Linked DNA regions of Homo sapiens: region 1 is linked to region 2. Evidence: chromatin contacts called from ENCODE Hi-C or POLR2A ChIA-PET data. All regions are on one chromosome and are shown on one strand. The core of a region is the stretch at or near the end of the contact, and the rest is flanking DNA. Distances in the headings are between cores, read along the strand shown. Region 1 overlaps POLR1A (RNA polymerase I subunit A). Region 2 holds the start of RETSAT (retinol saturase).

What was found. Hi-C counts contacts between places; a loop is a spot of excess contacts on that map. ChIA-PET counts read pairs that join two places held with the same protein, here RNA polymerase II (POLR2A). Pooled maps may share reads with other maps.
Region 1: a loop to region 2 is called in a map with no recorded cell type, with 12 times the contacts of the local background. The contact joins the enhancer-like site here to the promoter of RETSAT in region 2. A Hi-C loop is called at or near these places in 1 of 37 single-sample maps with no recorded cell type and 7 of 50 pooled maps. POLR2A ChIA-PET finds 5 or more read pairs at or near these places in 1 of 52 experiments (naive thymus-derived CD4-positive, alpha-beta T cell).

Annotation. Positions count from the first base shown.
Region 1 is chr2:86,036,597-86,039,650 of GRCh38, forward strand. POLR1A (RNA polymerase I subunit A) reads right to left here. Exons shown (of 34, transcript NM_015425.6): 26 at 2,731-2,866; 27 at 2,104-2,261. Among named protein-coding and RNA genes, the nearest start is that of POLR1A, 68 kb to the right of the region's middle. RefSeq lists a silencer at 53-102 and an enhancer at 2,731-2,861. Within about 2 kb of position 1,380, at least 36 of the 41 ENCODE cell types and tissues checked have a DNase peak (open chromatin) inside an H3K27ac peak, as active enhancers do.
Region 2 is chr2:85,353,278-85,356,766 of GRCh38, forward strand. It overlaps RETSAT (retinol saturase), which reads right to left and starts at 1,251. Exons shown (of 11, transcript NM_017750.4): 1 at 1,059-1,251. The coding sequence starts at 1,230. It overlaps ELMOD3 (ELMO domain containing 3), which reads left to right and starts at 1,492. Exons shown (of 14, transcript NM_001135022.2): 1 at 1,492-1,552; 2 at 1,799-1,893; 3 at 2,278-2,321. RefSeq lists enhancers at 1,253-1,754, 1,319-1,718, 1,755-2,254, 1,889-1,948.

The DNA.
Region 1 (3,054 bases), core at 130-2,629, 680 kb after region 2:
CCTCCCATTTCCTGTGGGCGGCCAGAGGCCTGAACACAGCTGCTCTGCTGCCTGGGGCCTGACAAAGGGAGTCCAGACCGCACCCAGCTCATCCACTGCCCCATCTTTTAGCTCTGCCTAACCCCTCAGCCCCATTCTGCTGAGTCCTTGAGGCCACCTCCACCAAAAGCTACTGCGCATGGCTTTATTTATCACAGATTTTCAAGTTCACAAGCAAAACACAGGGAGGAGTTGAAAAAGTACTTCACGGCTGGGAACAAGCCAGGGCTGTCCCTCATCAGGAAGAAGTCTTAAAAAGTGATTTCCTATTTTCAATTCCATGAGGTAATATAAGTAAAAAGAACCCCAGCATGGGCTGGCGCCAGCCTCATGCCGACCTACCTGCTGGGCTGGCCTGGGCCTCCTGTGAACAGAACTGGGGCAAAACATCTAACTCCGTCCACCCTTAGTTATTCTCTAGAGGCCATGAAATCTGAATTCCCATTTCCCAGAAAACCACTGCCAGGCCAGCACAAACGCCCCCTGCACTTGGTAGTTATGTTCCTCGCTGTTAATTAAGGAGCTGGCAGGCGGGTGCACACAGCACTCCCCTGCCACTCTGCCCAGTGCCCAGATAGCACAGAGGACCACTCGACAGAAGGAATGTTCTCAGCCCAGGCTGGCACCAACGCAGGTGCTCCTGAGGCCCAGCCAACAACAACTTCACCCAGGGCTCGTGAACTGGGGCAGGAAGCACCTGGCCAGTGACCCCCGTCCAAAGGACTGAGTTCACATCCAAGCTCCTCCACCCCAAGACCCACCATCCCAAATGCCACCTGCACAGAGGGCTGGCTCGAGGCCAGGCCCCATAAGGTGAGAGGGCAGAGGGCTGAGGGCAGAAAAGTCGTACTGTGTTGCCCACGCCTGCCCCCGTGACTCAGCGACGAATGGGCATGGCTCAGTATGTGTTTGTGGGATGGCTGAGTGCAGGGAGCTTTCTGCTTCTGCTCTGTCATTGCTTCTCTATCTGAGCAGCTCCCAGAAGACCAAGAACTGGTCTAGATTAGAGGCAGTGGTCAGTGGCCTGTGGCCAGATCCTGCAACAGATGAGAACCATCTGGGCCTTACTGGGCTTTTAAAAACACATGAATTAGTTGCTGATGTTTAAAAGTCAGGAGACCTCAATTATATAAAAGCAAAGGCAAGTAAACAAGTGACCCAAGAAAGAAAAAAACGTAGGGGGTGGGAAGCTTGTTTTCTTTCTTTTTAAATCAAAAGATGTGGCCCCCCGGGCCTCCATTCCTGCATAGTAACAGGTGCCCCTTGAGACAGGTTCCACACTCTTCAGTCTGCCGGGGGCCTCCAAGCCTGCTTCACTGGCCTGTCACCTGCTGGGCTATGCAGCCTTTTTGTGTTCACACTTCACCGTCTAGGGTTAGCTGGTGAGTCAAAAATGCTTCGTGGGCTCTTCCAGTCTTGCCCCAGTCCCCAAAAAGCCCATCCTCCTGCTCCCCGGAACTCAGCATTGTGGCCTCTGCTTTTCAAATATCTAACAGTAACTTGAACTTGAGACAAAAGTTCCTTTTCCCTACTGGACAGGAACTCGGGACAGGAACTCGAATTTCTCTGGAGGCAATCCTGGTTATAGAATGGAGATCTAACAGCAGCGTGCCACCCGCACATTGTTCATTATTCACAGAATCTAAATGCATCAGGAACCACATTATACTGCCTGCAGTAACACCCTAGCAAACATTAACAGCATGTGCTGCTCCGACACCACAGAAGCACCGCTTTGATGGTGCTCCCTTCTCTTTACCACACCCACATTTCCATGTCTTAATGCCTGCAAGCCCCAGAAGACAACAATCCTGACGTCAACCCAAGAGAAGAAATGGGCTCAGGGAGTGACGTGTGGCTAAGAAAGTCATACCCACAAGCCAGACTGTGGTCAGGTTTCCAGATCAGGCTGCAAGGCCCTCTGCTTCCTAAACACTTCCCTTGAAGGGCTCATTTGGGCAAAGGCACTCAATCTCTAGGAGCCTTGTGGCTAGGTGCTTCCTGCCCCAGTTCAAGCGCATTCTCTGGGTCAAGGTCAATGACAATCACAGCCTGAGCCCTGACCTTGTTTCCATGAAGCGCAGGATGTCCTCGGGTCTCAGGCACTTCTCCTGCTGGTAATATGCATGTGGCAGGAACTGAAACCGCAGCTGGTACACCTGGAATTTGTTCTGTTTTTCTTCCATACAGAAGGACTCCTGGACGTCAATTTTCTGCAACACCTGGAACCAGACGGACAGAGAGAACTTGACTTGTTCAGGTCCTAGGTGACTGCGCAATGTGAGTGGGTTACGAGACCCAAGGGTTTACAGAGATAGCAGCTGAGACCACAGGCCAAACCCCAAAGAAACCCTGGTGAGCTATACTGGTGTGGATCTGCTGGGGGGCCCACAGCCTGCAGTCACCTCCAGAGAGTGGCCTGAACCTCCTAGGAGTGGCCTCAGCAGAGCGGGTAGGCAAACTCAGGAAATGGTTTATTTTTCAGGCACAGGAGGATGCTGTGGAACTAATGACTCTCTTAAAAGCTTCCTGATCCATCTCTGCTCAGCACCTGGCAGAGACAGCTTATCTCTCATTGGTGGGAATCTGAGCCTAGGGTCAGAGCAGTAAGCAAAGCCTGTTCTTCACACATGGGGAGGATATAGGAACATGCCTTCACCCCGTCTGCAACCTGGGAAGGAGAGACGTTACCTCCCCCAAGCACACCCTGGTGAGTTGCTTCTTCAGGCTTTTCACTCTCTTCAGGGCTTTCTTGGTGTTGAGCACGGGCACGCTCATCATGGGTGTCTTGATGTTGGCGCTGGCCACCATGAGAATCTCCCGCAACCTGTCACAGAATAAGGGCACATCCAATCATGAGTGGCAACCAGACCTTCTGTTTGGGTGCAGCTTCTCCTAATGATGTCAGAGTTCTTTTGGAATCTGAGAGAGGCCTGGGGATCTCACAGGGATAATATGCTAGATCAGAGAATCCCAGCTCTGGCCTCGTGTGCAACAGTAAGGGACTCCCCTGTC
Region 2 (3,489 bases), core at 1-2,500:
CCCTGTCTCTACTAAAAATACAAAAATTAGCTGGGCATGCCCACTACTCGGGAGGCTGAGGCAGGATAATCACTTGAACCCAGGAGGCGGAAGTTGCGGTGAGCGGAGATCGCGCCACTGCACTCTAGCATGGACAATAGAGCGAGACTCTGTTTCAATAAATAAATAAATAATGCCAGTTGCAACTCACTAAATTGATTTCATAGCCCACTAATAGATCACAATCCGGTTTGAAAAGCAGTTAAGCTAGTCATCTCATTTTTAGACCAGCCCAGGTAGGTGCTAATGGTTATGCAGCAAATTAGTGACAGAGTCCAAGCTAAAACTCAGTTCTCAGAAGTCCAGATGATTAGTCCTTCCACTTAGAACAGTACTGTCTCCGATTGTGTAGCAAGATATGACACGGAGAATTCTAAAATTTACAAGTGAGAGGGACTCCGTAGATCAAACAGGTGATCCATTATTTTTTAAAGCAGCAGAACTCTTTAAACTCTAGAAGCAACCACAAAATATGTTTTAAAGATGAGAGTGGAGAGCAGGCTCTGAGCCTGAGGCGCCTTGTTGAACCTCTGCCAATGTTTCAGAACTAGGGTTCAATCCTTACGATTTGGGACCATGCAAAGCCTGTTAAATCACCGGACGGGCAAAACGCAATTTCCTACGCATTTCTGTGCTGCTCCCCCACACCCCTGAGCTCGCATGGGAGGGTAGGTGAAAAAGTTAAGGTCCTGGAACCAAGTGGAGGAATGAGTCACGGGGATTATCAGTTCCACGAGCCACGGGGATTACAAGTGGCAGGGCGGGTGCCAACACCTTGCAAACCAAGGACAATGACCACACCCTTGGGACTACTATTCCCGGGGCCTACTAGGGCAAAGGCTATCGACAGTGTTGCACACTAAAGCGGGGCTCCTCCACGTGCAAGGAAGCCCTCCTAGTACTTTACATATGGGGAAACTAAGGCCCACGTCTGGTAGCGGCTGCCTTGGCAAAATGAGAACCCAAATCTGTGAGAAAGCCTCGAGTGCAGCCCCGGACCCCAGGGTCCCTCCTGCTACCTTGTTTGAGAACCTTCTTCCTGGCCTCCTTGTCAGTTACCAGGGGCGCTGGGGGCCGTTTGACATCTTCGGAGAAAGGATTCGGGGAGCTGCCAGAGAATAGTCCCAAGTAAACTTTGCAGAGGACGGCCAGCAGCAGCACAGCCAGGAGCAGCACCAGCGGAAGCCACATCACGCCGGCGTCGGGTCGGGTAAATGGGACAGCTCCGACTGCGCTCAGCCTCTAGGACTGTGGCTCCGCCCGGGCTAGTTCGCTCTCCAGTCAGGAGGCGGAGGCAGCTTTGAGCACTGATTAACCAGCCAGCCAGCGAAGAGCCAACTCTCAGGTGATGATTGACCCTCCCGGCTCTCCGTACTTCTTTTGGGTTTCCATTGCCTACTGGGAAATGTAGTTCTCGGGGCCAGGGGAGCCGGCACGGAAGCGGCTGTGCGCATGAGCAGATGAGGCCTAGCCGAGGCGGCGGGACCCCCAAGTTTGGAAAGCTCTTTTAACGGTGAGAACGCGTTAACACTTGCCAAGGGGAGTGGTTGGTGCCTGTGCGGAGCTAGCAGCCGGCCTGAGGAGGGAGGGAGAATGTGATCCGGTGGAAATTATCACTATGGGGCGAGACAAGGCCGAGAGTTGTAAGACTGAAAGAGAATCCCGACTGGGAGACAGGAGTCCTGAGTTCTGGTCCTGGCTCTGCCCTGGACTCGCTGCCTTGAGGTGTTAAATTGCTTTCCTCGTCTTACGCCTCCAGGCTATGCGAAAGTTCTGTCCAAAGGCTGCTCACAGCCCCTGTCTGACTGGTTGTCATGATGAATTGAGCTCTCTGTTACCTGCGCATCACAACCGGTGAGCGTCTGTCTCTGTGCCCCTCAAAGTGGCCCATAGTTTTGTCCTGGGGGCCCGCCTGGGACGGAGTCCTCTATGGCGGGTCCCTAATGACACCCCATCCGTGGGGAACCTGGGGGACGGGGAGCCGCCCATGGACAAGCATGGTGAAAGGATCAGCTAAGGGCCCATCTAATTTAAATTCCTATGCAGAGAATCTAACCTCCAGCAAGCAGTTGAAGAATCATACCCCCTCCTTGCCTAAAGAGGGTGCATAATGAATACTTGATTGGAGAAGGATCCATTTTTACAGGAAGGCCGTTTCCTTAGGTCCAACTATCAGGAATTTGCCTTTGAGTACTTCCTTGTTTAATGGAATTGTTGCTCTTTTCTTCTCTGCTACAGATAGTAACTGTCCCTACTGAAGGCCCCAGGAGTGCTCCAGCCAGGTGTGGAAAGCTGGTCACGATTCTATGCTACTTGGTTCATTTTCTACACAGCAACAGAAGAGCCCTCCTGAGATTGCTATTACCATACCCGCCTGTCACCTTGCCAAGGCTGGCCAATGTGTGTTTTGTCATAGGCTGTCATGGAGGCCATGATGGAGGAAAAGGAAAGGGGAGGCAGATGTTGAGGCCCCAGAGGCCACAGTGAGAGCAGTTTAGTTCCTGGGGTGCCAGGACTAAGGGGGCATTGCCCTGTCCCCCGGATTACAGTGAGCCACATGTCAAGCCCAAGAGCCAGGAGGTATTCTTCCTCTCAGTGTTAATAATCAAAGCATCCTGACACCAGCAGCCAGTTTTTATGGCATCCTGGAGGGCTGACCTCATAGAGAGGCTACCCTCCTTCCTTAGTCACCCAAAGTTGTGAACTATGATTGTCAGTTGTGTGTGGGCCATCTGCCCACTTAGGATGCAATTTTTGATGTGACAGACATTCCGGATGTCCAATTCCCCTGTGATGAGGTATGAGCCTTGTCCAGCCCTTTTCCTGAGGGAAGCAATGTCAGATGAAAGACTTAGAATTGCCCAAACTGGCTAGCCAGCTGCCACATGCACAGTATTGCTGATAACTGAGAAAGGTTAGAACATCGTGTTGCATTTTGAATTTCTACCATTGTTGGAACCAGGTCTAGTATTATAAGCCCCTGACCCAGCCTGTGTGTGAGGCCTAAACAAAGCCTGAGCACTTCAGCTAAGACCACCCACCAAGGTGACACCTTTAGCCTCACGCCTTTGATAAGCTGGCCCAGGTCCCAGTAACTCCATTGTCAGAAACAGACCCCATCCCTTCTAGTGGTGCTGCTGCCTTTTGGACACAGAATCCAGCTCACAGTCCCCTGTGTGGTCCCCTTTTGGCCATCCTGTGGCTTGGGTAGTAAGAGGTAAGCATTTGGCTGAGGCAAGTTGTTCATTCAGAATAAATTCACAGCTGCTTAAATTTTGTCAACAGGCCGAGCGTGTTGGCTCATGCCTGTAATCCCAGCACTTTGGAAGGCCGAGGCAGGCGGATCACGAGGTCAGGAGTTCAAGACCAGCCTAACCAACATAGTGAAACCCCATCTCTACTAAAAATACAAAAATTAGCAGGGTGTGGTGGCGCACGCCTGTAATTCCA